2 separate regions of the Homo sapiens genome follow, and region 2 is linked to region 1. The links are chromatin loops, found by intact Hi-C in ENCODE. Cell type or tissue: heart right ventricle. All regions are shown on one strand. Links, peaks and the distances in the headings refer to the core of each region. The heading gives the core; the rest is flanking DNA. Region 1 holds the start of MIR8064 (microRNA 8064). Region 2 overlaps SFMBT1 (Scm like with four mbt domains 1).

Region 1 (2,914 bases), core at 161-2,660:
AAAACAAGTTTGGTTTTCCTAGAGTTGGCGTATGTGGGTGATGGGGAGGAAGTGCTGCTTGCTCAGCGTGGCAAGGAGCTGCTCATGCAGGGACGAAGCAAACCTTTTTCCACTGAAGTATTAGGAGGACGATGAAGACGACAGACTTTTCAAAAATCATGATCACGATGTAAAGAGCGCACTGCCCGACCCAGGCTCCACACTGCAGAGGGTCTCCTGCAGGGACAGGCGGGTGCTTAGTCACATGGGGCCCAGGCATCTGAGTGAGATGATGTCCCCACCCCACTCCCCCACACGCACCCCAGAACACTGGCTCTAAAGCTCTAAAGGTACTTAATGAGCCCCCCCAAAAGTCCAAAGGATTACCTCATCCTTAACAGACAAATGCAGTATTTTAAATAAAATCAGAGAATTCCTTATTTGAAGATACTAAAATGGCCTTTCTTTTAAGAGATTCTAAGATAGGATTAAAAAGCACTAAAGTTAGGAAGTGCTCATTGCTGGAGCTCAGAAAAGCTGTTCTTTCTGCCGGCTGGCAGCAGAAGCTGTATGAAGCAAGACTGCTATTCTTATCCGTTGTTGATTTTTCCAGTGACAGCGGGGCTGCCCCTCCCTTCTCTGTCCATGAGTGGACTGATGTTTGTGGATGATGAAGCAGGACCCAGTCGCTTTGTTTGTCTCCCACCTCCCCACCTCCCATCCCTTACCCAACTCCCCGGGCCATCCCTGATACCTCAGCCTCTTGAGAGCAGAAACGTGACTCTGGAGGAATTTGGACTCTACCTGTCCAGCATGGGTCACCCCAAACACCTTGGCCAGGGACAAGGAAGTGAAGAGAGAAGTCCTTGGGGCAAGGAGGTGGGAGGGATGGGCCGGGGCCCAGGGCTGTGACAAAGGTCCATCTGGGACCCCTTCAGTCACCATGCTTGAGAAACCGAGGGACCTAGTAGTACAAGCTGGAGGATGTGCAGGCCTTGGAATGCCTCCAGGACATTTTGAACGGAGAGAAGACCAGCCCCTCCAGGGAATGATCCTGTGATATGAAGAACCCTAGGGTGGCTCCTGGGAGCCACATAGGCCTCCCCAAAGTGGGAGACCCAGGGGAGAGTGGGATGTGGGAAGGTTGCCTGGGGCTCACCCTGGAAGTTCTGCCAGAGCTGCCTTACCACAGCTGGCCAGAAGAGGGGGTACAGGGTAGCATTTTGGGGGTGGCGGGGGGGCGGGAGGCTGGGGGGTAAAGGCCGTAATCCAGGCTATGAGAAGATAATTTGGTCCAAAGAGATATCTCCAGCTTCTCACTTGGCTTTATTGTTTCTGCAGCAATCCCTGTTTGGGCACCCATGCTGGAGGCCCATGCCCTGCCCAAGCCTGTCAGCTGTACACAAGGGAATGACTTTATGCAGCTGCAATGGACAAAACACCAGGCCATTCCCTTTTCTGGAAAACCCTGGGAGAAGTGTGGCAGAAACACATCAGTCGCCTCTTCTGAGGTCTTCCTTTCTACTTTCACTTAAGGGATAGGAGACATTTGAGCCAAAAAACCCATTTCATAAGCATAATCCCTCCTTGCTAGGTTGTTAATGAGTTTTGCAATCCTTTTCCTTTCGGTAAGTCACCTAACCTTATCGAGAACAGTTCTCAAAACAACAGATGAACTTATTTGTGAGAAACCATTAAGTAATTAAGTAGGTTTGAGGACAGTTGGACAGAAAGCGCCACTAGGAAATCTCTCTGTGAGGACTGGAGTGTTTGGGAGCCAGCGGAGCGCGCGGCACCGCTTATTTACTATGGAAGGATGTCCGCTCGCTCAGTGTGCTCACTCCATCTGCTCTTCAGTTTTAAGTGACTGACAAGGAGGAAAATGCTTTTCCTCCCATACGCCTCACATTGCCCCAGTGTTCTAGGTTTCTGCTACACAACTTAGCTACAGCTGCCTCTTTAGATGCTAAAATAAGAAAGTTCAGAAACGTGAGAAAAGAGAAAAAGCACCTGTGACCCCGTCTGGCACACCATTTCCTCTGGGAACCCAGATCTCACGCAGCCACCGTTGGGAGAAGCACACGTGGCTGCTGTGTTTCCTGATTCCTGTTTCACTTGCGAGTCTTTCAGATGTCCCCCACAGTCTCCTCTTTAAAGGACAGACATGCCAGGCAGTGTTGCATGTCCTGCTTTGTCATTGCTGTTATTGTTTTCTTAGAGATGGGGTCTCACTCTGTCATTCAGACTAGAGTGCAGGGGCATGAACACGGCTTATTGTATCCTCAAACTCCTAGGCTTGAGTGATCCTCCTGCCTCAGCCTCCCAAGTACCTGGGACTAAGAATGCATGTCATGTGCCTGGCTAATTAAAAAAAATTTTTTTTTTTGTAGAGACGGGATCTTGCTTTGTTTCCAAGGCTGGTCTTAAGCTCCTGGGCTCAAGCGATCCTCCCCGCTTAAGCCTCCCAAAGTGCTGGGAATGACAGGTGTGAGCCACTGCACCTGGACCTTGTGTGTCTTGCTTTTTACTGCAATGAACAACCTCAGGCATGTGGGTGTTTTGTTTGGGTTTAATTATTTCCTCAGTAGAAGTCACAGCAATAGGGGCCAAAAGGAGGGAACACATCTGTGGCGAGAGGCTTTCAAAAGGGAGAGTTTGGCCAGGGATGGGCAGCAAGACCCATGAAGCACCGTGACCCAGATGTCAGGGCTTCCACATGGGAAAGAGTGGCCTGGTAATCAGAGTGCAGACACCATGCGTCACCTGGATCTGGTCTCAACCGCCGGGGCTGTGTGGCTTATTTCCCTGAGTCCCGCATTCTCATCAGCAAACTCTTGGCCTTCTCTTCTAGGAACAAAAGACACATCCTAGAAAAATAAGCCCCTCTTCTTCATTTACATGAGAAGAGAGCTGTGGTACCTCTTCCTCAAATGGA
Region 2 (2,914 bases), core at 232-2,731, 89 kb after region 1:
AGATATGCAAAGGGACATATGAAAAAGTGGAGGAAAAGATTTAGAGCTAAAAGTCAGCATGGCAGAGTCATGGTCAAAAAAGAGTAGAATAGTTTATCAATTCATCCATTCATTAAAATGTTACTGAGTTTTTAGTATGTATAAGGCCCTGGCTAAGCATAAATAAATGAGTCAGAGTATAAAAAATAAAAACCAGTTTGAAATAGAGTATTCACCAATCAAAATTTAAAAGGGAATGTGAATGGATGACAGAAGTAAATGTAACCATAAAACTCTTAGAAAATACAGGAGTAAATCTTCTTGACCTTGGGTTAAGCAAAGCCTTCTTAGATATGATACCAAAAGCACAAGCAACAAAAGAAAAAAAGATAATCTGGATTATATCAAAATAAAAAATGTTTACGCTGCAAACAATAAAAAGACAAACCATAGAATGGGAAAACATATTTTCAATATTTTGAAATGCATGTATATTTTGAATGCATAATACATTCAACTCAATAATAAAAAGACAACCCAATTTAAAAATGGGCAAAGAAATGTCTCCAAAAAGGATACAGAAATGGCCCATAAGCACAAAAAAACATACTCAACATCAACAGTCATTACAGAAATGTAAATCAAAATGAGATGCCACTTCATACCCACTTAGTCAGCTATAATAAAAAAGATAACAAGTGTTGGCAAGGAAGTAGAGGGATGGGAACCTTCATACATTGCATTTCACATATGCCACAAATAATTTTACCAGTATGACAGAAAGTGACAAGATATAACTTAGAAATGTCATAACCAATAAATCCATTTCACAAAATCAAGAGATCTATATTCACTAACAAGCTTAAAGGCCACACTAATTTAAAAGGACTGCTGAAAAGCAGGTGGAAGGCAGAAGTGCAATAGATCCAATGTGTTCCAAGCAAAAAAAAAAAAAAAAAAGGGTGGGTTGGGGGGACTCCAAGTCACCTGGTGTGGGAGTTACAAATGTCCACCCTCAAGCAGAATCGACCTCTGCTCAGTTTCAGAGTGAAAGCCCTCAGAAGGTCCTATTTTCCAACTGTATAAAAGAATCTGGGAAATTAGATTTTTTATGTGTTAGCAACTAATTCAGAAAATATTTAGGCACTAAGCAAGCCACCAGTTTGCAACCTCTGAGGGTAAGTTTAAACTTCCCAATACCTATGCCTATGTCTCTAATAATAACGTTTATTTTCTTCAGAGTGGTAAATAAGCAACCGATTTTAAGATTCTTTGAAAGATCAGATGGGTTTTCCATGCTGATGTGGCATGTAGTAATACTCACGCCCTCTAGCAGCGGAACAGGAGGACTACATGCTCCTATCAGGGTCTGCCGCAGAAACTCATCCCAGTCAGATACTTTATCTCTGATGCCTAGATGAGGGAATAAATGACTGATTACTCAAAATGCCAGCCACAGAATGCAGAGAAACCGAAATCAGTGGAGATGGTTTAAAGGTATTTCACATTTTAAGATCTAAGAGTCCAACATACTGCTTGAGAGCTTGAAAAGATAAAACAAAATAAAACCAAAAATGCTTCTCTAGATGGAGCTACTTTCTGGTTAGTTTATTAAGAGTTGTATACAAAACAAAGAGAATAGTCCCAACTACCTATTCCTATAATTTTACCCAGAAGGTACCTTACTTTATTTTTTATGATGGAAACTTTCAAACATACAAAAAGAAAAATGATCTAATGAATCCTAAGTGCCCTGGCGTCAACAACTGTCACCTCATGGCCAATCTGTTTCATCTAAACCAGGATTTACAAGCTACAACTCGAGGGCTTAATCCAGCCTGCTGTCTGTTTTTGTTAATAAAGTTTTACTGGAACATGGCCATACCCATTTGTTTACATATTGTCTGTGGCTGCTTTCACACTACAAAGGTAGGGTTTTAGCAGCTTTGACAGAGATTGTATGACTAGTAAAGCCTAAAATATTTACTATCTTGCCCTTTACAGATAATTTGCCAATGCCTGGCTTATACCCTCACACTCCACCCATGCCCAACCAAGGATCAGTTAGAAGACAATTCCAGATAGCATATAATTTCATCCATATATATATTTTAGTACATATTTCTAAAAGAAAATATTTTCTTACAAAACCACAATAACAACATCATACCTTTAAAAAATTAACAATAATTCCTTAATATCAAATATCCAGTCTATGTTCAAACTTCCCCAATTGTCTCATAAACAGTTTTGTCAATTTGTTTGATTACATCAGGACCCAAGTGAGACGCACGCATTGCAAATGTCTCCTTGATTTCTTTTCATCAGTAGGTTTCTTCTCCTTCCTCCCCTCCCGTGTCCCTACTCTCTCTTTTTTTACTCCACATTTATTGAGACCTGGCCTTTGTTCTCTATGGAGTTTTTTAGAGTCTGATTTCATTGGTTACGTCCCTGTGGTGACCAGTTGTTCTACTGTTCCCTGTATTTGCCATAAATCAGTATTTAGAGCTAGAAGCTTGATCAAATTCAGGTTAGACTTTGCGGGGTGGTGAGGGTGAAAGAATACTTCACAAGTGGAATAAGTTATACCCTTCCCTCAAGAGCATGAAGAGGCACATATGGTCTGGCTGTCTCTCCCTTTGTGACATTAGCAGCTTTTAACGGTTACTACATAGATGCACTGATTCATTACGGGCTCAATGGTGATATTCTAATTGTATTATTCCTTCTTCATTTACTAACCAAAGAACTTCCATAAAGAAAAATTTCTCTACATCAACTATTTGATTATGCTGAGGTAGATTTCATAGAAAGAAGGCTTTCTTTGAACATATACTTGATTGTCTTTACTCTTTCTCTATATTTACCACCCTTTAAAATAAACAGTTGATTGGCAGGCATCTTCCAAGAGTGGCTAATGAGGGTTTTGTTTCAA

Evidence for each region. Peaks named below come from ENCODE experiments on the same cell type or tissue, not always from the same donor. Only the 100,000 strongest peaks of a DNase experiment are listed, where the experiment ranks them.
Region 2: it touches region 1 in a loop (3-fold over the local background); 42 of 110 quality-filtered maps call a loop at or near these places.

The regions. Positions count from the first base shown.
Region 1 is chr3:52,844,726-52,847,639 of GRCh38, forward strand. It overlaps STIMATE-MUSTN1 (STIMATE-MUSTN1 readthrough), which reads right to left. Exons shown (of 10, transcript NM_001198974.3): 5 at 104-216. STIMATE (STIM activating enhancer) reads right to left here. Exons shown (of 8, transcript NM_198563.5): 5 at 104-216. MIR8064 (microRNA 8064) reads right to left here and starts at 1,827; the gene lies at 1,738-1,827. RefSeq lists an enhancer at 1-260. In heart right ventricle, for the core only: CTCF peaks have their summits at 1,155 and 1,376; a DNase peak (open chromatin) is centred at 616; H3K4me3 peaks cover 362 bases; H3K27ac peaks cover 2,208 bases.
Region 2 is chr3:52,933,510-52,936,423 of GRCh38, forward strand. It overlaps SFMBT1 (Scm like with four mbt domains 1), which reads right to left. Exons shown (of 21, transcript NM_016329.4): 5 at 1,304-1,392. Among named protein-coding and RNA genes, the nearest start is that of STIMATE-MUSTN1, 37 kb to the left of the region's middle. RefSeq lists an enhancer at 1-119 and a silencer at 1,224-1,518. In heart right ventricle, for the core only: a CTCF peak has its summit at 1,327; a DNase peak (open chromatin) is centred at 1,316.